3 separate regions of the Homo sapiens genome follow, and regions 2 and 3 are each linked to region 1. Evidence: chromatin loops called from intact Hi-C (ENCODE). Cell type or tissue: mammary epithelial cell. All regions are shown on one strand.

Region 1 (8,000 bases):
CATTAAGTCATTCATTTAACTGTTTATTGTTAATTGAGCAATTACTAAGTGCCAGGTATTTGATTGATCTTTGAGGATTTAGATGTAATCTTAAATGAATATTGCCCTTTCCCTTGAAGATTTTGCATTCTATTGGCAAAGATACTAATCAAATTATCGATGTATAAATGACATTTAGCATGAAAAAGAGATAGAGAGCTCTGAAAGTATATAATGAGATAATTGTCCTTGTCAGAGAGCACTGTGACAATTATCCAGGGGAACTGTCACTAAAGAATGAAAAGGAATTAACCTGGTGAAAAAGAGATGGAAGAGCATCCTAATCAGAAGAACTAGTGGGGCAAAGGACTTCTCCAGGTGGGAGCAGAGTGAGCGCAAGAGAATAAACAAGGCCAGTGGGTTAGAGCAGAGAGGGGCATGTGCAACAAGGGAGACCAGTGAGGTGGTGCAGCTTACCATGAAGCATCGTAGCTTTAAGCATGGGGAGTTTCATAAATTTCCAAAGAGCATTAAGAAGCCATTGGAATGTTTTAAGCAAGGAGCAGGAATTGGGTTGTCACATATGCCTATTTGTATTTGGAAAATATCACTCAGCAGGTTGTGGATGAACCCTAGTACATAGGGGTGCATAGGTAAGAATGATTTTGAATTAATGCAACAAACAAATAATACTAGTTTGATCCAAGATGCTGACAATTACAAGGAGAGGGTATATACACAATGTATTTAGTGTTGGTTATAGGGGTAATCCAGAGCATGGCGTCTGGTAGTGCTAGTTGAGAAAAGAAAAACAAGAAGAAAAAAAACATTGAAGTGGGTTGAGGAGTAGAGAGCATATGCTCAATTTTGGTAAGTTTTTAAAATGTCTTTGAGACATTAAGAGGAATATGTAAAGTAACTGTTAAGATACATGGCTGGCGTTTGGAGGAGTCATCTCACTGTTTTTCAGATTTTGAAGTCATCTGTATATATGTGGTAACTGCATGGACATGAGTAAGATTGTCTAGGGAGGGTGCAGAAAAAGCAAATGACCAAGGACCAAGAATCAAGCTCTGATGAATGCCATAATGAAGCAGCCCAGGCTAGAAGGCTGGGTGGACAAAGGAGTCAGAGAAGCATGGGCTATACATGCATTATAACAAACGCCAGTAGCATGTCATGGCAGCCAAGTAATGGTAATATTTCAGAAGAAGCCGGTAATCCACAGTTTAAAATCGTGCTGAGAAATAAGGAATAGAGGACTAAAAATGTCAGGCAACATACAGGTCAGAGTGAGTATTGCTTTGATGGACAGACAAGACTACAAGCAAAGGTAAATGGATTGAAAAGTGTGAGGGAAGTGAGGAAGTGGGAAGAAGCAGGTAGAAAAATTTATTTAGAGAGACATGATTCTGCATGGATAACAAGTCAAAGTGATACCTGAAGGAGAGTAAATGTTGACTTATGTTTCTCTACATATTTATTTGAAATATTATATATATGTATGAATGTATGTATTTGAGCATCCTTAAGAACCAATACAAAAGAGAGGTTGAATATACCAAAGGAAGATTACTCTAAAGAGAGGAAGTGAAGAGAGAGAGAGAGAGTTCATTGGATTCCAAAGTACAAGTAGAAGAATGTTTCTGAAACATAAGAGATGGTCAGTATGTTATAATCGTATGGAAGGAGGATAGGGTGTGTCTTGAAGTAGCTGGTTTAGGAAAGAGAATCAATGTTTTTGGATTTTGACTAAGAGAAATGTATTGCTGATCTTAGAAAGGGTGGACTAGAGAGATCTATAGGCAGACTGAACTATTTGTAGATAATTAATATCATGGAACCTAGGCAGAGGTAATGAGAATATGTTGTAATTGGTACCCATGGGCACCAATGACCAATAAGAAACAGGCCAATGAGCCACACCTGTGTGTGCCAGACGGTATCTCTGAGTATACCTAACAATTCTGTAGTCAGTCACAAAGGAGAAAAAAGATTTTTTTACTTTTATGCAAAAATCTTCATTTGAATATTTACATGCAGTAGGAAAGGCACAAATGGAGAGTGAACATATCTAGATTTATGCATATTTTTAAACGAATGAACACAAAAGCAGAACTCTTGAGGCCATTTATGGCTTGGGCCCATAAACAGCAATGTGTCACCTCCCTTGTTGATTATATTGAGCCCCAGAGTTAGCCCTGTTTCAAGGGAAGGGACCACATTCGTGTGTGAACCCCAGGGACCTTGCTTCATTAGAAACCACCAATGCAACAGGCTATCCCGGGAGGTTCTAGTTGAGACAGTTCTAGTATAGGGAAGGCCTCTCTGAGAAAAGACCTGAAGCAAAAGTGGATATAAAAGAGCAAGTCATGAAAAGATGTCGGGGGAAGCTTCTGAGCCAACAGAACAGCAAGTAGAATGGCCTGAAAGTGGGACAGTACTGTATGTACAAGGATTGGAAAGATGACTATGAATACAGTGGAAGGAATAAGTACAAGAGTGATAAGAAATAAGGTCAGAAAGAGAGATAGGTTCATATTATGAAGAGTCTTAACGAGCATGGACAGAAGATTACATTTCATAATTTTTCCAGTAGGAAATAATTAAAGAGTATAGGACAAAGAAGTCACACAATTTGATTTTTTAAAAGTCATTCATCTTCTGTGTGAATTGATTGACTGGGGCAAGAGTGGAAGCAGGGAAGTGAGTTAGGAGTTAATTGTTGCCTTCTTCGTGAGAACAATGCAAGAATTGGTTGTGGTGGTGACAGAGGATTAAGAGATAGATTCTTGGGAATATTTTGCAGGCAAAACTGACAAGACTTGGTAATGAATGTGATATGGATTTTCAGGCAGAGAGAGTCATGATCTGAGCATGAATAACAAAGTCAGGATGATGCCATTTATAGATATGGAGAAGGCCGGAGGCACTGGTTGGTGGGAGCTTGAGAAATCAAGAGATCTATTTTGGACTTGTGAAGTTGAGATGCTTATTCAACATTCAAATGAATGTGAAAACGAATGTTACAACTCAGGGACTGAAGAGAGTCCAAAACATTAATCTGGTCTCTACTGCCATTGGACAATATGATATCCCTTAGGGAAGGAGTATAAATTGGTTAAGACTAACATAGAAGATAGAGATTTTGAGGTCAGAAAGAGGACGAAGGACCCACAAACGAGACTAAGGGAGAGTAGACAGAACTCTTATCCAGTCGCATTAACAAAAACTTTAGCTGCAGGGAGAGCTTGAGTCAGATGAAGGAGGCACCAGTTGCAGGGAGACAAATTAGGAGGCTTTTGTAATGACACAGGGGAGAGATAACAGACTTAAATTTAGGCAGTAGAAGCGGGAGGGGGAGGGAAATTTTGGAATCATTCAGGAAGAGAAATAACAGGATTCTGTGCCTTACAATATATGAAAGTTATGCTGAAGCTTTCCTATTAAATTTTTTTCTGCATTGATTAGGGATTTAAGTCTCTGAGATCAAATAATTCTCTTAACTGAAGATTCAGTCATTTGAAAATTATGAAAATGACATAGAACATGGTTTGTATGGAAACACTGAATGAAAGAGCAGTGGAGTGGCTGCTCTTGTAACACAGAAAGAGACAAAACCATTGAAATACAGTTTCTTTGGTACAGATTAGGATGCATCAGGCAAATCCAGATATCATCCATCTGCTTTCTTTGAAAACAGTCAAAGGTGCTTCAAGACTTTCTTCTAGTCTTATTTTGATTGCTTATAGTCTTCTAAAAACCAATCTGCAAAAGAGAAAAGTCAGTGAGAACTCATTACTACACCTCTATTTTGTTACTGCTAGTATGAACATTGGTACTTTAGAAAATACTTTGATTAGGCCAGGCGCGGTGGCTCACGCCTGTAATCCCAGCACTTTGGGAGGCCGAAGCGGGAGGATCACGAGGTCAGAAATCGAGATCATTCTGCTAACACTGGGAAACACCGTCTCTACTAAAAATACAAAAAATTAGCTGGGCGTGGTGGCGAGCGCCTGTAGTCCCAGCTACTCGGGAGGCTGAGACAGGAGAATGACGTGAACGCGGGAGGTGGAGCTTGCAGTGAGCTGAGATTGTGCCATTGCACTCCAGCCTGGGCAACAGAGCGAGACTCTGTCTCAAAAAGAAAAAAAAAGAGAAAAGAAAAAAATACTTTTGATTTTACTTTGTATTAAATAAACTCCTGCTGCCCCCTAGTGGCAATTTATTGGGGAACAGAATCTCTGGGTCTATTGTCTGTTTTGCGGCAGAAACATGTATTGGCAACACCAATGTGGTACATAGAAGATTATCCCCCACATTAAGGCATTTTATAGACATCACAACAATGACCTTGTATTCATAATTGCATAACACAGTGGTTTGTCTGTTATCATTGCAATTAATGGAACTCAATCTGGGATTGTTCAAATGATGGCACCACAAGCCATTTGGCAATTGGAAGTCAGTCATTTCCTGATATGGCCTAGTAATTAGTTACTCGAATTACTTAAATTCTGAGTCTTTTTACACGCAACCAAGGCATCATCATCATGTGAACACCTGTGTTTACTCGACCTTGAGTAGACATAATAGCAAAAGAGTCTGTCCCCTATGAAGTTTAAAAATCCAGGCCGCGTGTTTCAATTCCTTATTTCCTGTCCCATCTTTGAACTCTTCCCAGGTTTATCGATTGTAGGAAATGCCATTCCCTTCAGGAGAAACCCAACTCCCAATCATACTGTTGGGGTATTCGCCTTTGGCCTAAAGGACACAATCACATCACAACACAATAATCCAAGTTTAGTGTTTGCTCAGTCTAGTTCCTTTTCATAGTCTCTTTAGGGTTGAAATAAAGAACAGCCTTCATCACTTTCCTAAGATTCTTCCATCACAGCTTCTCATTTACAAACAGCTGCTCAAAAACAGCTATATACAACTCCATTAGAAAAGTCTAAAATTTAAAAACAGAAGAAAAGTGTTTTAAATCAAACAAAGGTACTATTTTTCCCAAACAGGCATATAAAATTTGCACTTATTTTATATTGAAAGATACATGCAACTTCATTTACCCGGCAGAACAATAATTTGTATGGCAAACATATCTCTGTGTCTGGAATTGGTTGGTTCTTGGTCTGACTTCAAGAGTGAAGCCACCACCCTTGCGGTGAGTGTTACAGTTCTTAAAGACGGCGTGTCCAGAGTTTGTTCCTTCTGAAGTTCGGATGTGTTCGGAGTTTCTTCCTTCTGGTGGGTTCGTGGTCTCCCCGGCTCAGGAGTGAAGCTGCACACCTTCCCAGTGTGTGTTACAACTCTTAAGACGGCGCGTCTGGAGTTGTTCCTTTCTCCCGGTGGGTTTGTGGTCTCGGTGGCTTCAGGAGTGAAACTGCAGACCTTCGCAGTGAGTGTTCCAGCTCATAAAGGCAGTGTGGACCCAAAGAATGAGCAGCAGCAAGATTTACTGCAGAGTGAGAGAACAACGCTCCCACAATGCAGAAGGAGACCCCAACGGTTGCCACTGCTAGGTCAGGCAGCCTGCTTTTATTCTCTTATCTGGCCTCATCCACATCCTGCTGATTGGTCCATTTTACAGAGAGCCGATTGGTCTGTTTTACAGAGAGCTGATTGGTCCGTTTTGACAGGGTGCTGATTGGTGCATTTACAATCCCTGAGCTAGACACAAAAGTTCTCCACGTCCCCACTAGATTAGCTAGATACAGAGTGCTGACTGGTGTATTTACAAACCCTCAGCTAGACACAAAGTGCTGATTGGTGCATTTACAAACCTTGAGCTAGATACAGAGTGCCAATTGGTGTATTCACAATCCCTTAACTAGACATAAAGATTCTCAAGTCCCCACTTGACTCAGGAGCCCAGCTGGCTTCACCTGGTGGATCTCCCACTGGGGCCCCAGGTGGAGGTGCTTACCAGCCCCGCGCCGTGCGCCCGCACTCCTCAGCCCTTGGGCGGTTGATGGGACCAGGCGCCTTGGAGCAGGAGGCGGCGTTCGTCCGGGAGACTCAGGCCGCGCAGGAGCCCACGGCGTCGTCGGGGCGGGGAGACTCAGGCATGGCAGGCTACAGGTCCCAAGCCCTGCCCCGCGGGGGAGCAGCTAAGGCCCAGCGAGAAATCGAGCGCAGCGCCGGTGGGCCAGCATTGCTGGGGGAACCGGCGCACCCTCCACAGCTGCTGGCCAGGATGCTAAGCCCCTCACTACCAGGGGCCGGCAGGGCCGGCTGGCCGCTCCGAGTGCGCGGCCCGCCAAGCCCACGCCCACCCGGAACTCTAGCTGGCCCGCAAGCGCAGCACGCAGCCCCGGTTCCCGCCCGTGCCTCTCCCTCCACACCTCCCTGCAGGCTGAGGGAGCCGGCTCCGGTCTCGGCCATCCCAGGAAGGGGCTCCCACAGTGCAGCGGCGGGCTGAAGGGCTCCTCAAGCGTGGCCAGAGTGGGCGCCAAGGCCGAGGAGGCGCCAAGAGGGAGCGAGGGCTGTGAGGACTGACAGCACGCTGTCACCTCGTCTCTACTTAGGTGAATGATGCCTTTGGCCTGCTTATGTCTTCCATAGCCACAATGGTGAGTACTTGTTTTCTACTCAGCTAATAAGAAAATAAGTTTTGGCGGTTTTCTGAGAGCAAAAGTATTTATTGCTTGCCCAAGATAAATCGACCTCTAAAGAGACAGAAACTATTTTAAAACAGTTTTAAAAACAACATTTTTCCGTTTACACAGAAAGTTTTAGTGTCAATTTCACCCCCTCCCCAAATACTATACCCTTTATAAATTATGGGTGTTTGTTTTTGTTTTTGTTTTTTGTTGTTGGTGGTGGTTGGTTGGTTGGTTTGTTTTGTGCCTCTTACTCTTAAAGTATGGTCATTTAGGAAGTCTATGTAATTTTGTGTCCCCTGATTGCCCCCTCTTAGAAAATTGAAATTCTTCAAGGTGGAAGAAACAACATATCTATATTTGTAATCCAAGTATCTAGAGATAACCTGGCTTATAGTAGGTGATCAGTAAAAGTTTGTTGAATAGAACCAAAAAAAGAGGAATATAGATGATACTGATATTAAAAATAAAATAAAAATGACATCCACTGAGTGTTAGGATATCACCGAGGGAAACCCCAGAAGATTATTTAGTATTGATTGACAAAAATTAACATTTCTAAATGATGCTTTGAATTAAGGATTCTTGGTCTATTCATGACAAGTCTTCCAATGTGAATTTATATCTCAAAATATTACATAACCTGTAAAGCTGAATCCATGAATGTGAAGTCCAGCTAAATTTGAGACTGATTCTAAATACAGTGGTAGAGTATGCAGTTTGCTATTGTTGTCTTCTGTCTTTCATAACAAAATAATTTATTTTCTTCCTATATTGGTCAGGAATATCCTGTCAAGAAGGGAGGTTATCTAATTGTTGAAATATCAACATTTTAAAAGAAGACTCCAGAAAAGAGGGTAATGCTAAACATAAAGTCATGTTATGATAATGAAGGTACTTCAGGTGCATTATGGAGCACATGTTGAGAAGGGGTTTTTGGCAAATAATGTCCCTCAATTATAAGACGTGGGCATCACTTGATCACATCAAATGAGTCTATAGTTTAAGCCAGTCATAATTATTATACCTTGTAGCACATGCAAAGATTTATCTCAGCGCTTTTATAGTTTAACCCTATGTATATTAAAGGGCTAGAAACTCAATGTCATCTTTCCGAATAAACTTCCTCATGCGTCATATTTTTCATTGAAATCCTTTGTTTGTATTAATATTCTTAAAACCTATGATGTAGCTTTATAAATGAACAAAAATATTGAAGATTTATTTTTAATATTTTAAAAGATACAGATATGAAAAGTTCTTTTAAATCAGGAGATGAGAACTCTTGTGGTATATTCAAATCTCAGTTTTCATGGCAGTGATAATCAATGACATATCTCTATTTATCCCAACAATGAATATAAATAATAATAACAGAATCAATAACTAGTTTCCAGTGGTTTTAACAGAATCCAT
Region 2 (8,000 bases), 710 kb after region 1:
ACAGAATGACTTACATATAGAAATGGCTGGTATTATTTATCTTGATCTAAAGCAAATGAATTATGCTATAAATAAACACCAAAAAATGCTGGCCAGGCACAGTGGCTCACGCCTGTAATCCCAGCACGTTGGAAGGCTGAGATAGGTGGATCACCTGAGGTTAGGAGTTCGAGACCAGCCTGGCCAACATGGTGAAACCCCGTCGCTACTAAAAATGCAAAAATTATCCAGGTGTGGTGGCACGCTCCTGTAATCCCAGCTACTTGGGAGACTGAAGCAGGAGAATCCCTTGAACATGGGAGGCGGAGGTTGCAGTGAGCCGAGAATGGGCCACTGCATTCCAGCCTAGACAACAGAGCAAGACTCCATCTTAAAAAAAATACAAGAAAGATAGAAACACATAAAACTGCAACTTTTTAAAAACGCTTTACATCCATGAGCATTTACTCTATTATGTTTCCATTACATTTTGCCCCTTGAGAAAATTAGAACAGCAAATGCCCTCCACACAGAACATTTCCCACCACTACAGCCACCTTCTTCAAGCATGAGGAGAAAGTGTTGCTCTATAAAACCCAATTCTCTATGAATGGCTGTCATACGAAACTGAGAAAATGGAGTGAGACAGATTCCAAAAAGATTAATGACAAGCACAATCAGCATTAATTATTGTGAGTTAAGTTTCATTTCCTGGAAATAATCACAGTGATGGAATATTTCCATTGAATTAGTTACTGCCATTGGGATTGACTTGGCTGAGTGAATTCCAAATTATATTTCTCTATACTTTTAATATGGAACAGAAAAATGAAAGAATTTTACAGTGTACATGACTTAGATTTCACCATTAACATTTTTAGCTTATCAATTATCTAACCATTTACTCTACTGTCTATACATCCATCCATCTTATTTCTGATGCATTTCAAAGTTAACTCTATACATCCATATACTTTCCCCTAAACATTCTAGGATGCATCTCATTATCTAGTAAATTCCAACATAACCCCCCTACTTTATGGGTCTATTGACTGCAATGCAGTTAGCAGCTATTGAATTTTATCCTCACCTCTGCTTCCGACCTTGAATGTAAAGGCAGCCTGATCCACAAAGACGGTCATATCGGAAGTCCTGAAATCTCAGTACTGGTCCCCAACTGCTGTGCCAGACAGACCCTTCACTTCTAGTCATTTAGAATCACTATGATGCAAGAACCCACTCACCTACATACTCTAAGGTGGGTGGAGAGAACAGGAGACTGGTTATTTTTTCATAGGCATGGACAGTGCCTGTACATCTATATATAGGACATGATTAATATGAAATTAATTCAATATTGACAGGACATTGTGGTGAGGTAAGAACATTTAATCTGTAAGAGTCTGTTCAAATTTGTATATGTATATGACTATTTCTTAGGAGAGTTTCGTAGCTTACATATTTTCAAATACATCAGTGACTAAAGATATTGAGAGCCACTGGTCTAACACTTCCCTCCTTCAGACAGTGGGCATTAGTAATTCCAGATTGCGTTATCTCTTTTGCCTGCCACATCCCACCATTGACTTATATTTAGCGTACTTCAACCAAAGCCCCAATTTATTTTCCCCACACTATACTTTTACTGTAGATCTTTTTTGTTTACTTGTCTATCCTGGTGATTAGTGAGTAACTTTGTCCATTAAGCCAACTTGGATGCATCATTAACCAGAAAAAAGAGAAAACAGGTAGTGAAAAGTCAATAGTTTGTGATATTTACGACACCCCTCAGAGTGTGAACAAAAGAAATATGGTTCTGGCATTGTGACTCCAGTCTTAACCCTATGAGTCATTATTTGGAAAACTAGTGAGTTACATCTTCCAGTTACCTTTCTGTGCAGAAAAATCCCTCAGGAAGTAATAAATACAGGAAAGCATCTTGGATTCATCCAGCCCCCTACTGTGTCGGCTGTTATGATCCTGAATTGTAGACCATTTCTTCCACACTGCCTGGATCTCCCATAGAATCCAGCACAATACTGTGTCCAGAGCAGGGGCTCAGTAAGCTCTTATTTTACTGGAATATCCAACCAAGGGCCAGTTTGGAATTTACCTATATTACAGAAATATTAACCTTCTTGAAGACCAACATTTTGGGAACAGCAAGACCCTAAAAACTTCTAATTAAAATAAAGTTGCCCAATTAAAGTGACCTTTGGCTGAAAGGTAATGAAACCATATTTTCTAATTTCATTGTTCCAAACCAGCCTCTCCTACTTTCAGAAGGAACATCACTTTTAGGCAGGGGGGTTCTTCCTTTCAACTTTTATTTTAAGTTCAGGGGTACAAATGCAGGTTTGTTACATAGGTAAGCTTGTGTCATGGGGGTTTGTTGTAAAGATTATTTCATCACCCAGGTATCAAGCCTAGTACCCAGTAGTTACTTTTCCTGATCTTGTCCCTCCTCTCACCCTTCACCCTCTGAAAGGCCCCAATGTCTGTTGTTCCCGTCTTTGTGTCTATGTGTTCTCATCAGTTAGCTCCCACTTATGAGAACATGCGGTATTTGGTTTTCTGTTCTGTGTTAATTTCCTAAGGATAATGGCTACCAGCTCCACCCATGTACCCACAAAGGACACGATCTCATTCATTTCTTACGGCTGCATAATATTCCATGGTCCACATTTTCTTTATCTGGTCTGTCATTGGCAGGCATTTAGATAGATTCCATGTCTTTGCTATTGTGAATAGTTTGGCAATGAACATACGCATGCATGTGTCTTTATAACAGAATGATTTATATTCCTCTGGGTATATATCCAGTAATGGGATTGCTGGGTTAATGGTATTTCTGTCTTCTTTAGGTTTTTTAGGAATCGCCACACTGTCTTCCACAATGGCTGAACTAATAAGCATCCTTTTCTCACCACAACCTCACCAGCATCTGTTATTTTTTGACTTTGTAATAATAGCCATCTGACTAGTGTTAGATGCTATCTCATTGTGGTTTTAATTTGCATTTCTCTAATGATCAGTGATGTTCGGCTTTTTTCATATGATTGTTGGCTGCATGCATATCTTCTTTTGTAAAGTGTCTATTTTTTTGCTCACTTCCTTATGGGGTTGTGGTTTTTTTCTTGTAAATTTTTTTTAAGTTTCTCATAGATGATGGATATTAGACCTTTGCTGAACGCATAGTTTGCAAAAATTGTCTGCCATTCTGTCTGTTTACTCTGTTGACAGCTTTTTTTTTTGGAGGGGGGTGGTTTTTTGTTTGTTTGCTGTACAGAATCTCTGTAGTTTAACTGGACCCCGTTTGTCAATTTTTGTTTTTGTTTCAATTACTTTTCCCATGTTCATCATAAAATCTTTGCCACTGCCTATGTCCTGAGTGGTATCTAGGCAGGGGATTCTTTAAGACTTTAATTCCATCTCCCGTCAGTTCTATCATCTTTAGTGAGCCAGGTCTCCTCATCTGTGAGAGGCTATTTGAGAGTGATTGCAGCTGCAGCATGTGGGGACGCAGACTGTAAACCACTTCTGAGCTCAGAAGGAAACACTACTATAATTAATTAGGAAATCTGTCCTGCACCAAGTAGTCTAAAGAAACCTTAACCCCAAACGCTCTGAACAAGCCCAGTCCCACAGAATGATTATGATGTTTACGATGGCACTGTTCACTGAGTAGCCACTGAATGCCCGTGTCTTTGTGCTTAGTGCTCACAGAAGCTCCGTGTGTTATGTGCTATTAGTAGCCCCATTTTACTGATGACAACCTTGAGGCACAGAGAGGTTTTACAGCTACAACTTCCTGAATGATAACCCGGCATCATTCAACCTCAGAAGCAGCGTCTTGATTGGAATATCTTCCCCAAACAAACAAAAACTACAACAACAACAAAGTGGGTTGGGGTGGGGAGAACATCTATCTCAGGTAGCGGGTTGATGGAGGTGGTAACCTTGGCGTGTCGAAGTCCCTCCATCAGGAGCCTCAGATCTGTTCTTAGCTCTCTGCTGCTCTCTAGTGGCCAGTGGCCACACTTTTTCTTGGATTGAAGAAAGCCCCCAGTGCATGGCCAGGGGCCATTGACTACATCAAAACAGCTATTACTTAGGTAAGCACAGACCAATACATAAAAGGCCACAGATCATTTATTCTGCCTACCTTCTCACTATTAAGTCATTTTTTGATAGTTTTGTTGTTTTAGAAAAAGCAGTTATTTGAAAAGCTGAATTTGCCTCTTCCCCATTCGACTTAAGATGACACATCCAGATGACTAAATACCTCTTGCTCTGCCGTCTTCACTGCCCGTTGGTGTAGACTTCAAATTTCACCTTGGCCTATCACTTCACTCTCTGTCTCTCTTTGACCACTCCCACACTAATTTGCACACCTAAGATTTCTCAAGTTGCTTTTTTAATAGTGGTAATAGACTTTGTCCAGTAGTACCACATAACCTCCCTATTCTGATTTAAATAAAAAGAAGCACAGCAGTGGTTGATAATAATGACTATCTTTGACCGCTTCCAAAAAGTCCCAAAATTCTATAACATGAAAGGAAATAAAAGGTACTAGGGAGAATAGAACAGTGAACTACAGAAAATGACAAGAGGTATTATGTTGATGGATGGGTACTGAAAAAGATAGGTTGCTCTCAACCTTATTCAACGACAGATGTTAAGAAAATGTATCATCTATAATTTACTTTTTGCACCTAGATGTTTTGTGGCTTTTCCAACTATTGAGTAATAGGCTCCCTAATGGTAAATATTAATCCATTGCTATAATCACTAAATATATTTCAGCTTTTATGAAGACCTTTGAATATTCATATGTCCTTGTGAAAAGCTCTCTGTTTATCTGCAGACTCCTCAAAGATGTTTCTGCTTTCCTCTGAATTACTGGCCTCTCGTGTACTTTATTAATATTTCTCTTTAGAGCTCTTTGAATTAACTTTTTCTTTTCACTGTCTCCCTGGAAACAACAATGTTGCCTCAGTGTAGAACAAGAGAAAGACAACAAAGGAAATGAACTTCCCCAAATTATCTGCAGTGAGAGGAAGTGCAGCAGAACAGAGAGGGAGGATTAGAATCCGCCAACGTTCAGGGTGTGAACGAGAGGATTGTTGCCCTTTAACAGCCAAGCTGGCTGAATAAAAACTGCATTGTAAACACAATATAACACTAAGCAAGCAGATGTACCCATCCAAGAAACCTGACACCTAGATGACAGGTTTTATATTTAATGTTCTAGAATGTTCCCAGGTCCACACAAAATCCATCTCCTGGCTACTTGCAGGTCCCTGAAAGTATATGATAGCATGGCTAAGCCTTTTGTAACTTGTGACCCTTTATGATAAACATCTCTTAAGCCCTTCTTCAATGGTATTTAAAAACTCAAACTAAAGAACTTAGCTAAAATCCTGGTTCTAGAATATCTAAGTCATAATCAGTATCTTAGACTCTCTTTCTTGGAGACTGGTCTTCCTAGAAACCAGACTGTAAAGCAAAGATTCACATGCAGAAAGGTTATTGAAGGACATCTCAGGATCAACCTTTGGGTTTGGTAGGGAAGCGGGGAGCAGAAGAGCAAGGCTGGGCAGAAAGAGAAGATGAACTGTGACGCAGGTGTGACAAAGGCCTCAGTCAATCATACATGAAGCTCTGGATCTGAGATGGCACTTCAAGTTGTCTTGAGTTGAGGCATGAAGGCTGGGCCTTTGTATCCTGTCATGAAAAGTCACTGGATAAAGGTTATACCAGGGGAAGGGCATGACCTTGAGCAATGTAGCCCTGTCCTGAAAGGAACACAGCGATGACCTGTCAATAGTTAACACTCTCAGTAGATGAGGTGATAAGTGTCTTCTCCTAAAGGGAGCATCTACTAGGCTCAACCATCAGTTTAGTATCCTCCTCCTTGCAGCAGAAGGTAATAGGAGCCCTGGTACCAGTCCTCGATTAATGGCCTGCAATTGTCATTGTTGCCATTCTATCAGCTGAAGTATCAAGGCACAAAGGTGGATTTTCTAACCAAAGTCACATAGGCTTCCAGGGCAGGTCATCAAATCCTCTTCCAGTTCTCTAAACAGTACATTAAAACCCAGACCTTCTTAGTAGATCACCCTGGCCTATCAATAAATCCCAATGAATGCCCATTGATCTCGTAACACAGAGAAAGTATTTTCAAGGAACTTGTCGTTTGCAGTCACTGACAGCCGCTTTATCTTCTGTGACCACTCCTCCAACATAATTCTTCCCTGGGCCCAATGTCCTAGAACTCAGAGTAATTTTAGTACGAATGCAGATTCACCCATTATGTAGCGGTAAGTCTTAAGTGTTACAGAAGATTCACTGCAAAAACAGGCAACTCTGGAGACTAGGCTCTTCTCCTAGGGCACGGTGCCAATATCCTATAGATATAGCAAAGTGGTGGTAGCTCTCATAGGTTACTCTCCTAGCTTGTGCAACCAGGCTTGTCCTCTGCTCATGAAGCAGAGGGACAGGGATCCCAGGTTCTATTATTAGTGGATGTATGCAGATTTTCAAATTCTTTAGGCCAGGTGTAGTGGCTCACGCCTGTAATCCCAACATTTTGGGAGGCTGAGGTAGGCGGATCACGAGGTCAGAAGATTTCAAGACCATCCTCGCTAACATGGTGAAACTCCATCTCTACTAAAAATACAAAAAATTAGCCGGGTGTGGTGGCAGGCACCTGTAGTCCCAGCCACTCGGGAGGCTGAGGCAGTAGAATTGCTTGAACCTAGAAGGCGGAGGTTGCAGTGAGCAGAGATCATGTCACTGTACTCCAGCCTGGGCAACAGAGTGAGACTCCGTCTCAAAAAAAAAAAAAAAATTTTAACCCACTTATCTCTCCAGCTGCTTCACACAAGGCAAATCACAGTAATACAACTTAGCTTTCATATTCTACCTCATTTCTTAACCCTTCTGAATTCTATTGTGTTTGTCATTTCATCAGAAACCCTCAGTCAGATTGGCTGGTCAAAATTGTCTTCCTGATCTCCTCCAAGAGACTTCTCTTGGTGTATAAGTAATAAACCAACAGGCAAATTTGGCAGTATTTTTGTGAAAATTTGCGAGCCAGTTAATAGGATCTTAATAGACTAGGCCTTGCTTTGTGTTACGTGCATTTGCTGAAGTTTTGCCCTATCATTTTGACCCTCAGCTAAATTTTTCTATTCAGAACAAACACAGAAACAGCTTTCTCTGACCCTCAGCAGGAAGTAGAGAAGGAGCTCTGTTTATGCCTCTCACTGTACGGTGATGGATTCTTAATTTAAGCCCTAGAAAACAGATTTATTTAAAACTCATCAGTGGCAAAAGAAAAACCATGCTTTCTTCCTTTAACCACCTGTGTCCATTATTTACCCCATTGTTTTTAGTCAGACAACCTGTGGACAAAGAACAATTTGCTTCTTGGTTCAAGTTCAGGCTTTGCGAAGCAAGACAGAAAATCACTACCAGCTGAAAAAAAAAGTTCAATTATTTATAGGAAATGATTAGAGGCCGGGCACGGTGGCTCATGTCTGTAATCCCAGCACTTTGGGAGGCTGAGGTGGGCGGATCACAAGGTCAGGAGTTCAAGACCAGCCTGGCCAACATGGTGAAAGCCCATCTCTACTAAAAATACAAAAATTAGCTGGGCATGGTGGTGTGCACCCAGCTACTCGGAAGGCTGAGGCAGGAGAATTGCCTGAACCTGGGAGACGGAGGTTGCAGTGAACCAAGATTGTGCCACTGCCCTCTAGCCTGGTTGACAGAGCAAGACTCCATCTCAAAATAAAAAAAAAAAAGAAAAGAAAAGTATTAGAAGCCCTCTACCCTGCTCCTATGGTCAGTTGTCCACAGTCCCCAAATCACTCCCACAATTTACATTTCGTCGGCAGAGATTATTAAACCATCAGAACAAGCCCAATACCCTGTCACAGTAAAGGTGAATGTAAAAGCTTGGAGTTCAGTGTGTCTGTGGAAAAGATCTTGAGGATGAGAGAGCAAGCAAGAGG
Region 3 (8,000 bases), 850 kb before region 1:
TTCGTTCCAAAGAATTAATGATCCAATTGGCCATGTATAAAATTTTGTAATTTTTCCAAAGAAGAAGGGTGTGCATTGAATTTTCTAAGCATGCAACTCAAACTATATTCTCCTTGGTGGAAAAAATACTAAGTTTTAAGAAAGGAATTGGAGGATATTCTAGGGTCTCAGCCACAGGAGATAAGGGGCTATTGTGTTTTGGTGAAGAAAAGTAAAAATAATAATATTATACTAACAATACAATGAAGAAAATGTTATCAAGAAAAGGAATTTAAGCATGACCATAGAAAATTCTATGAAGGTATTGCTCCAAGGTGCATCTACAGAGAGGTATCAGATAAAGGCAGCCCAAGTTATAAAAAATATATATGGTTTTGGAATTCAAGAGGGATAAAATAAAAAATCCTGCATTGTGATTTGAAAAATCACTTTGACCTAACAGACGTTAAAATAAGTTCACGTGAAAATGTTGAGAACACACTAATGAATAATGACCTCAAGGAGTTAAAAACTTACTGGAAGAGCTGGCCCTAAACATAACACATAATAAATTAGTGAACATGTAAAAAGTGTTTTGAGGCAGGAAAATACAGAAGTCAAGAGTATCACTTGTGTATTAGTCAGTTTTCACAGTGAGAGCTACATGAGATTGGGTAATTTATTAAGAAAAGAGGTTTAATTGAATCACAGTTCCACATGGCTGGGGAGGCCTCAAGAAACTTACAATCATGACCCAAGGCAAAGAGGAAGCAAGACACATCTTACTGTGGCAGAGCAGGAGAGAGAGGGGAGTGGGGAACCACCACACACTTTTAAACCATCAGACCTCGTGAGAACTCACTCACTGTCATGGAAAGAGCATGGAGGAAACCAACCCCATGGTTCAATCACCTCCTACCAGGTCCCTCCCTAACATGTGGGGATTACAATTTGAGATGAGAATTGGGTGGGGACACAGAGCCAAATCATATCAACTTGAAAGATTATTTTAAGGTCATTGCTGATAATAATCCAGTTAACCTTTCTGAGAGATTACAATATGCCAGCTGCTATGCTATGGTAATTTGAAACATTATCTTAACATCACTTGAATAATCCAGTGAAGCAGATTATTAAATTCCCAGATTACAGTTCAAGATTCTTAGAGAGTTGAATTACTTTGTTCAGAGGTATAAGAGATAGAGATAAGACCAGACTCCAGGGCTGTGTAATGTGAGAAATGCTATTTTCCTGACAGAAATTCAACTGCTCTCTTTGCCACACAATTACTGCAAGGTGCCTGTTAATCCATGCTGCCCACACATTGAGCTGTTGATATTTATTAATGTTCAATACAATATAAAGAGTGAATTAGCTGCGGCTGATAAAATGCACATCACTTTAAAATATACCTGAATTTATATTAGATTTATTATTATTATGAATCAAGGATATTAAAAGTAGAGCCATATTAAGAAAGTTCTCCGCTAGTCATATTTTGCTTTTTGTTGTCTAATATACATTTCCCCACTGAACCTTGTTTTTCTTTCTGGCAGTAGCCTCTCAATGACTCTCAGTGTATATGGTTTGGTGAAGCTGACACATTCATGCCTTCTGCCTTGTATGATCCAGACCTAACAAATGAGTATATTTTATCTCTTAGGTCATAGCAATTGTTTGAGGACTATTACTCAATTTGTTCCAATAAGACCCAATTGGAGACTTTAAGAAAAAAGACACTCACTTTTCTCTTTAGTGACTAATCTGCGGGGCATAAATTTAGAGATTTTGGTAAGAGTGGACAGCTGAAGAAAGTCCACCTGAGAACAATTTGATATTTGTGTCGATTTACAGGGAAAAAAAATGACAACAGCAAGACTAAACATAGCATGTCCCATGGAATGTATGTGATACACTTATATTAAACATTCTTTATTGTCTCTCTGAAATTTAAATTTAAGGAGACATTATTTTATCTGACAACCCTAAATGCAAGGAAAGCAGAGATGAGACTTGAGTAAAGAGAGTCCAATGACATCACCTGAATTTATAATCTAATGTCACCAAAAGTCAGCTGACCCTTTAACCTTTAAGTTATATGATACAAAAGATCATTTATGTCACTGGTAACAGAAGAAGCACTACCTAAGAGGATGTTCTAAAAAATAAGAAGAAAAATAATTCGTATGCTTAAAACTGTTTGAACCACTAATATAAATAGAAGACATCAAATCACGTTTTAGTATGTTTGTGAGAATAATGCAAAAGAGAAAATGGACTTACACAACATTTTGGAGTTTGCAAAAGGGCCATTTGAGATCGAATTCTAAAATTATTTCATATTTGGTACATCTAGAATGCAAAGGTCAAGGTTATTTTTCATGAGAAGGGATTAAGCAGCCAAAGGAGAAGAGAATGTATTCCTCTGTAAAGCCAAAAAGAATCCAAACATAAAATGCATTGAGTATTTTATATCAATATCTGAAAAAAGCACAAAGTAGTAATGCCAATAACAAACATTCAGATAGAAAAATAATGTAAGAAAATACATTGGATAGGTAATGATGAAGCCTTTTCCAATTATCCTCCCCTCAGTAATTTCTCTCTCCTATATATTTTTATATCATTTATCATCTATACCATTATTTATCTCCCTTTACTGCTTTTCATGCAATGATGTCTCTCATATTATAAAACACATTTATTCTTTATTATGAGATTATAATTTCTGTAAGAACAGTGTCAAGAGGAAACATCTTGGGTGATGAAAATGCTTATTATCTTGATAGCAGTGATGGTTTCAAGGTTGTATGCATATGCTAAAATTGATTAAATTGTACAGTTTCAATATGTGCAGTTTATTGTACTTTAATTATACCTGAAAATATTTTTTTAAAGCGTGTGGACTTGGTTGAAAGTTACCTGAAGACTCTAATACCAGGCTAAAAATTAGAGAATAGAGGAAAAAGTGAGGACCCAAAGGAGTTAGAGCAAGAGCTCAGCTTTAAAGGAGGCTTTCTTACAAAAGATGATCAATAGTTACAAACATAAGGTGCAATATATTCTGTGCTCCAAAATTAATTGACCCACCTCAGGAACTTGGTGTCAGAAACCTTCAGGCAGTAGTCAGTCTTGTCTGTTTCTAGAGATCTGTTTTGGAGTTGATTCATGGATTGGTATATGGTAAAGATAAAGCACTTGGTTCCAATCCCTGGAGATTCTGGAGATTTAGAGCTAGAGGAAAATGACAAAAACAAGGGACATTGGGAAGTAGCTCCTGAGCTAGGAGAAAAGATCGTAGAGTTTTGAAATCCATAAGAAAAAAAAAAGGTATGTATTTTGTGGAATAGAAAGAGCACTATCAAGAGCTATTGGCAGATCAACTAAAACAAGGACAGAGTTGGTACTATATCCTGATATAAGACAGTGAGTTTCATGATAAGCCCCATCTGCTGGTGAGGATAAGATTGTGTAATGTACTGCCAGGTTTGATTGAGGATGGCTCAGTGGTTGGAAGAAGCTTGCACCTAAAACCTCAAGTTGAAAAGAGGTGAGACAGGAAAAGGCTAAGACACAGAGCAATTTATTACGTTTCTATGCCTGTAAACTCCTGGCATAGTGTTACTGGCAAATCAGGCACTTAATAGATGTATGTCAATAGATTGCCACATCAATAGACTCAAGGAATTTGCATATGATAACAAGGTTAAATATTTCATATGACTCATCTGGAAAAATGAAAGATAAAAGATATGATTAAAGTCTACGAGATTTGAGGGATCTGAATTGAGTGAATGCAAATGTCCTCATTAAATGCTTGATTATTAATATGATGAGGCTCGCTTTAAACTTGAAAGAGACAATTGTGAATAAATAAAGGTAATAACACTAATTTTTTTAAAAAAGGTTAATAAACGTTTGGACCTATAATGGAAGAATGAGCTTGAGTGAAAAATTTAATGTAATTCAATTACATAAACATTTGGGGACAATCCCAAGCTCATTTGGGGTTGACATTATGCAACAAAATTATGTGCTCCTAAAAAATTCTTCGACTTTTTCCCTTAAGAACTCCATGATGAAATTCAGCTCATTTTTATCTTGTTTTTTTATTAAAAAATACTTAACTTGTTGTACATAGTGTTTTACTGAGTTACTTTGAGCATTTTCCTCAGATAGAAATGATTTAATTACATATAAAATAACTTATTGACAATCAATGACATTAAGTAGTATTTCATATTTTTACTTAGTATTTTATTTGATTAAAAGTAATTCCTATATATTTTCCCCTTTGATTGCAGACAATAGTGAATTCAGGTTCCAAAATAGCTACAATAGTGATTTATGTATAAATTATATATAGATAATTTAGCACATAAGCCTGTTTGTTTTTGTGCTATTTAATATAAAACTTACTAATAGTTGAATAGTTATGTCATGTTTCCATAAACAATAACTCTTCATTTTTCATTTTTTATTTTACTTTAAGTTCTGGGATATATGTACAGAACATGCAGGTTTGTTACATAGGTATATATGTGCCATGGTGGTTTGCTGCACCCATCAACCCGTCACATCTAGGTTTTGAGCCCCACAAGCATTAGGCATCTGTCCTAATGCTCTCCCTCCCCTTTCCTCCCACCCCCCGACGGGCCCTGGTGTGTGATGTTCCCCTCCCTGTCTCCATGTGTTCTCACTTAAACAGTAACTCTTGATCAAAAGTATTGGACATCTAAATGGTTTTATCCAAATCTGCTTTACAGGAATCCAAGTACTTTTATTAAAAATATTATTAAAATGCAAAAAAATTCAGTTGGCTTAAAACTCCAATTTTTTTGTGGGACTGTCATTCTGTGCCAATATGTGTGAATGGCTTCTATTCTCTAAAAACTATCTACAAAAATAAATTACTGCAAAGGGGGGTTCACTGTCAGTATTTTAGTTGACCTGACAGGACAGCCAATGTCTTCCGCTTTCTAGTGTCAATGCGCCAGCATCCCCTAGTGGGCATTGTTAGAAATAAAACTTAATTCTACTGATAAGAAAGGTGAAGGAGGTTTATTAATGTATTAGGTTTATTTTGTTGGAATTCATTTGCATAATTAAAATAACTTTGCATTTATGAGTGCATATTGTCAATAAAACATTACTCTGGTTGGGATGGTACCAGCTATCATCTATTGCCCTGAAATATTTGTGTATTTAAAAAGTTTACATACGCAGTATTTTTGGATTTATATGTGTGTGTACAAAGTAATTTAAGCTATTCATCATTTATATTTGTTTGAATATTCATAATTTATATTTGCATGTTTGACAAACATTTTTAATTGAGGTTTGTGCTATGTATAGTTACAATTACAGACAGAAGTTTGACTCAACTGGAATTATTGTGGCATTAAAAATAAGCATTGATTTCTATATGAGACTGATTTTATTCAAATCCTAATTTCCCTGGTGATTAGCCTTGTGACCTAGAGAAATTTTTTTACCCCTTTGAAATCTTATTTTCTTCATTCATAAAACAAGGGTAAAAATGTACATACTGACTCAAAATTTTTAGGGAAGGTTTTCCAGAGTCTGGTAACACGTGTGATTAACAACTCATATGTTTAAAACGCATAAACATGTACAGAATTTTAATATTAAACGTTAAGAACAATGTAAAAAAGCTAAGGAATTCTTTTTTTCTTTTTTCTTTTTGTTTTCTTTCTTTCTTTTTTTTTTTTTTTTGAGACAAAGTTTCACTCTTGTTGCCCAGGCTGGACTGCAATGGCGTGATCTCGGCTCACTGCAACCTCCACCTCCTGGGTTCAAGCAATTATCTTGCCTCAGTTTCCTGAGTAGCTGGGATTACAGGCACCCACCACCACGCCCAGCTAAGGTTTTCGTATTTTAAGTAGAGAGGGGGTTGGCCAGGTTGGTCTTGAACTCCTGACTTCAGTTGATCCACCCTCCTCGGCCTCCTAAGTGCTGAGATTACAGGCAAGAGCCACCGCGCCAGGCCAAAGCTAAGAAATTCTAAGCATAAAAATGCATTATAGATGGTGCTTTGGGCTGAAATAAACACAAAGTAAATAAGTGGATATTTATTTTTATAAGAATAAATTAAATACTTTTTCTGTGTTATTGAAGAATATCTGATATAGGTTAGCTGTTGAGAAGTTTACCATAAGAGCTTATTAATTAATTTATAGGATATACAGGAGCTCTAAAAAAAAGCCAAATCAAATGCTAGAGCTTATTCATGAAATGGTTTTGAAATTGGGCTTATAAAAATGCTTCTTTGTGAAACTGTTTGTAGATATGAAAGAAAACCCTGCTAGAATTCATTCTTAAGGCATTAGATTATCTCTATATGTAGAACTAGTTCTGTATATTTTGTCTGAATTAAGAAGATTTTTAGAATGTTAAAATAAAATGTTATTATGGAAAGTGAGTGAAAATTTGAGATTATCAGGTAAATTTCTTAATAGTAAGGTTTTGAGAGAGATTTATTGAATGCCTGAAAAAGTGGGAACAGAAGAAGAGTGAGGCACAAAACACTCAATGGGTGCAGTTGACAGAAAAAAAGGCTGAAAAGCAAACTTCATCTTTTGCAGTTAGGCCCTATGATATCTGGAAGCTATCTGGAAACATTGTTTTGGTGAGTGCACTTCAGAATTTCTTGGTTTCATGCTTTATAAACAATCTGGTTTATGGTTCACTGAATAAAGCAGATCTTCTTTGACCACAGTGGTCTGTGGTAAAGTAAAGCCTTTAGCCAAATGGATTCCAATATTCATTCCCATTGGCTATGCTCTTAAGTTACCATATGTTACATGGTATATTTGCATATCTATTAATGCTTCTATGTTCTCCTCCCTGCAAGATGAGAACTTCCTTTGAGCATCAGCAATCTTTCCTTTATATGCAACGCAGTAGAGATAACCAGGTCAGATTTTTCCAATAAGTTTGCAATAGTTAGTTATAAGGAAAATTTCCCAAATATTTGTGTCTGTAAGAACCACCTACAGTTATGTGAAAAATACAGATTTTTTTTCTGTATTTTCTGAGCACCGAATCATAAATTTCTTTTAGATGTGTTTGGAAATCTATATTTATAAGATGCAACCAAATTTATTCTTATGGTTTTAAAAACTTCATACATAAATTCATAATCATAATTTGGTTATATTTAAAACAAATGTATAATGAGAATGTGAGCTCAGAGAGTAGAATTTAAACATTAAAAACTACTAGAAGTCATTAAACAAACAGTGAAATTGTAGTGGTGATCTCTTTCCAATAACTTTAATTGTTCATCCTTTAGATTAGGATAATGAAACTGACTTTTTTTTCCCCCAGACTGCTCTTGGTTTTAAATAGAAAATGACCAAAAGAAAACTTAGTAATTCACCTTTCTTTTATCTTCTTATTTTATTTTAGCCTGATATAATATTTCCTGTGGCAAGGAAGAAAACCACTAAGCTATCAATAGCTCTAAATTTCTTAAATTTAGGTCTATAGATATCCAGATTTCATGAAAACAAATGAAAGATTTGAAGTTATTTATTAGCAACTTTTTCTTTTGCTATGTAGCAAATTACCATAAATTTAGCAACTTAAAGTGACAAAATTTTATTATCTCACAGTTGCCTGGGTCAGAATTCCAGCAAATTTTAACTTGGCTCTCTACTTAGGATCTTATAAAGCTGAAAATACGGTGTTGTCCAGATGTGTACTTATCTGGAGTCTTGACTAGAGAAAGATATGCTTCCAAGGTCACTCAGGCTGTTGGCAGAATTCATTTCCTTGCAGTAGTAGACTAAGGTATCCACTGCATTCCTGGCTGTCAACCAGGGACCACTCTCACCTTCTGGAGGCCACTCTTAGATCCCTGCCACGTGCCCCACTCCATCTCAGCAATGGAGAATCTTCTTCACATTAGTTCCTTCTTGCACTTTAAATTTCCAATTCCCATTCTGCTACTAGCCCGAGAAAATTCTGCTTTGAAAGGGCTCATGTGATTAGATCAG

Evidence for each region. A loop is a pair of places that touch in the nucleus more often than their neighbours do. Peaks named below come from ENCODE experiments on the same cell type or tissue, not always from the same donor. Only the 100,000 strongest peaks of a DNase experiment are listed, where the experiment ranks them.
Region 2: it touches region 1 in a loop (6-fold over the local background); 7 of 110 quality-filtered maps call a loop at or near these places.
Region 3: it touches region 1 in a loop (5-fold over the local background); 4 of 110 quality-filtered maps call a loop at or near these places.

Annotation. Positions count from the first base shown.
Region 1 is chr14:86,899,496-86,907,495 of GRCh38, forward strand. It overlaps LINC01148 (long intergenic non-protein coding RNA 1148), which reads left to right and starts at 6,283. Exons shown (of 5, transcript NR_038445.1): 1 at 6,283-6,554. In mammary epithelial cell, a CTCF peak has its summit at 4,222 (motif pointing left); no DNase peak of the experiment used is centred here.
Region 2 is chr14:87,612,246-87,620,245 of GRCh38, forward strand. LINC02296 (long intergenic non-protein coding RNA 2296) reads right to left here and starts at 1,218. Exons shown (of 16, transcript XR_007064294.1): 1 at 1,070-1,218. In mammary epithelial cell, a CTCF peak has its summit at 4,000 (motif pointing left); no DNase peak of the experiment used is centred here.
Region 3 is chr14:86,052,272-86,060,271 of GRCh38, forward strand. The region is part of intron 1 of LINC02328 (long intergenic non-protein coding RNA 2328); the gene reads left to right. It overlaps LINC02316 (long intergenic non-protein coding RNA 2316), which reads right to left. Exons shown (of 5, transcript NR_184189.1): 3 at 3,070-3,213; 4 at 2,263-2,331. Among named protein-coding and RNA genes, the nearest start is that of LINC02316, 6.7 kb to the right of the region's middle. In mammary epithelial cell, CTCF peaks have their summits at 3,435 (motif pointing left) and 4,981 (motif pointing left); no DNase peak of the experiment used is centred here.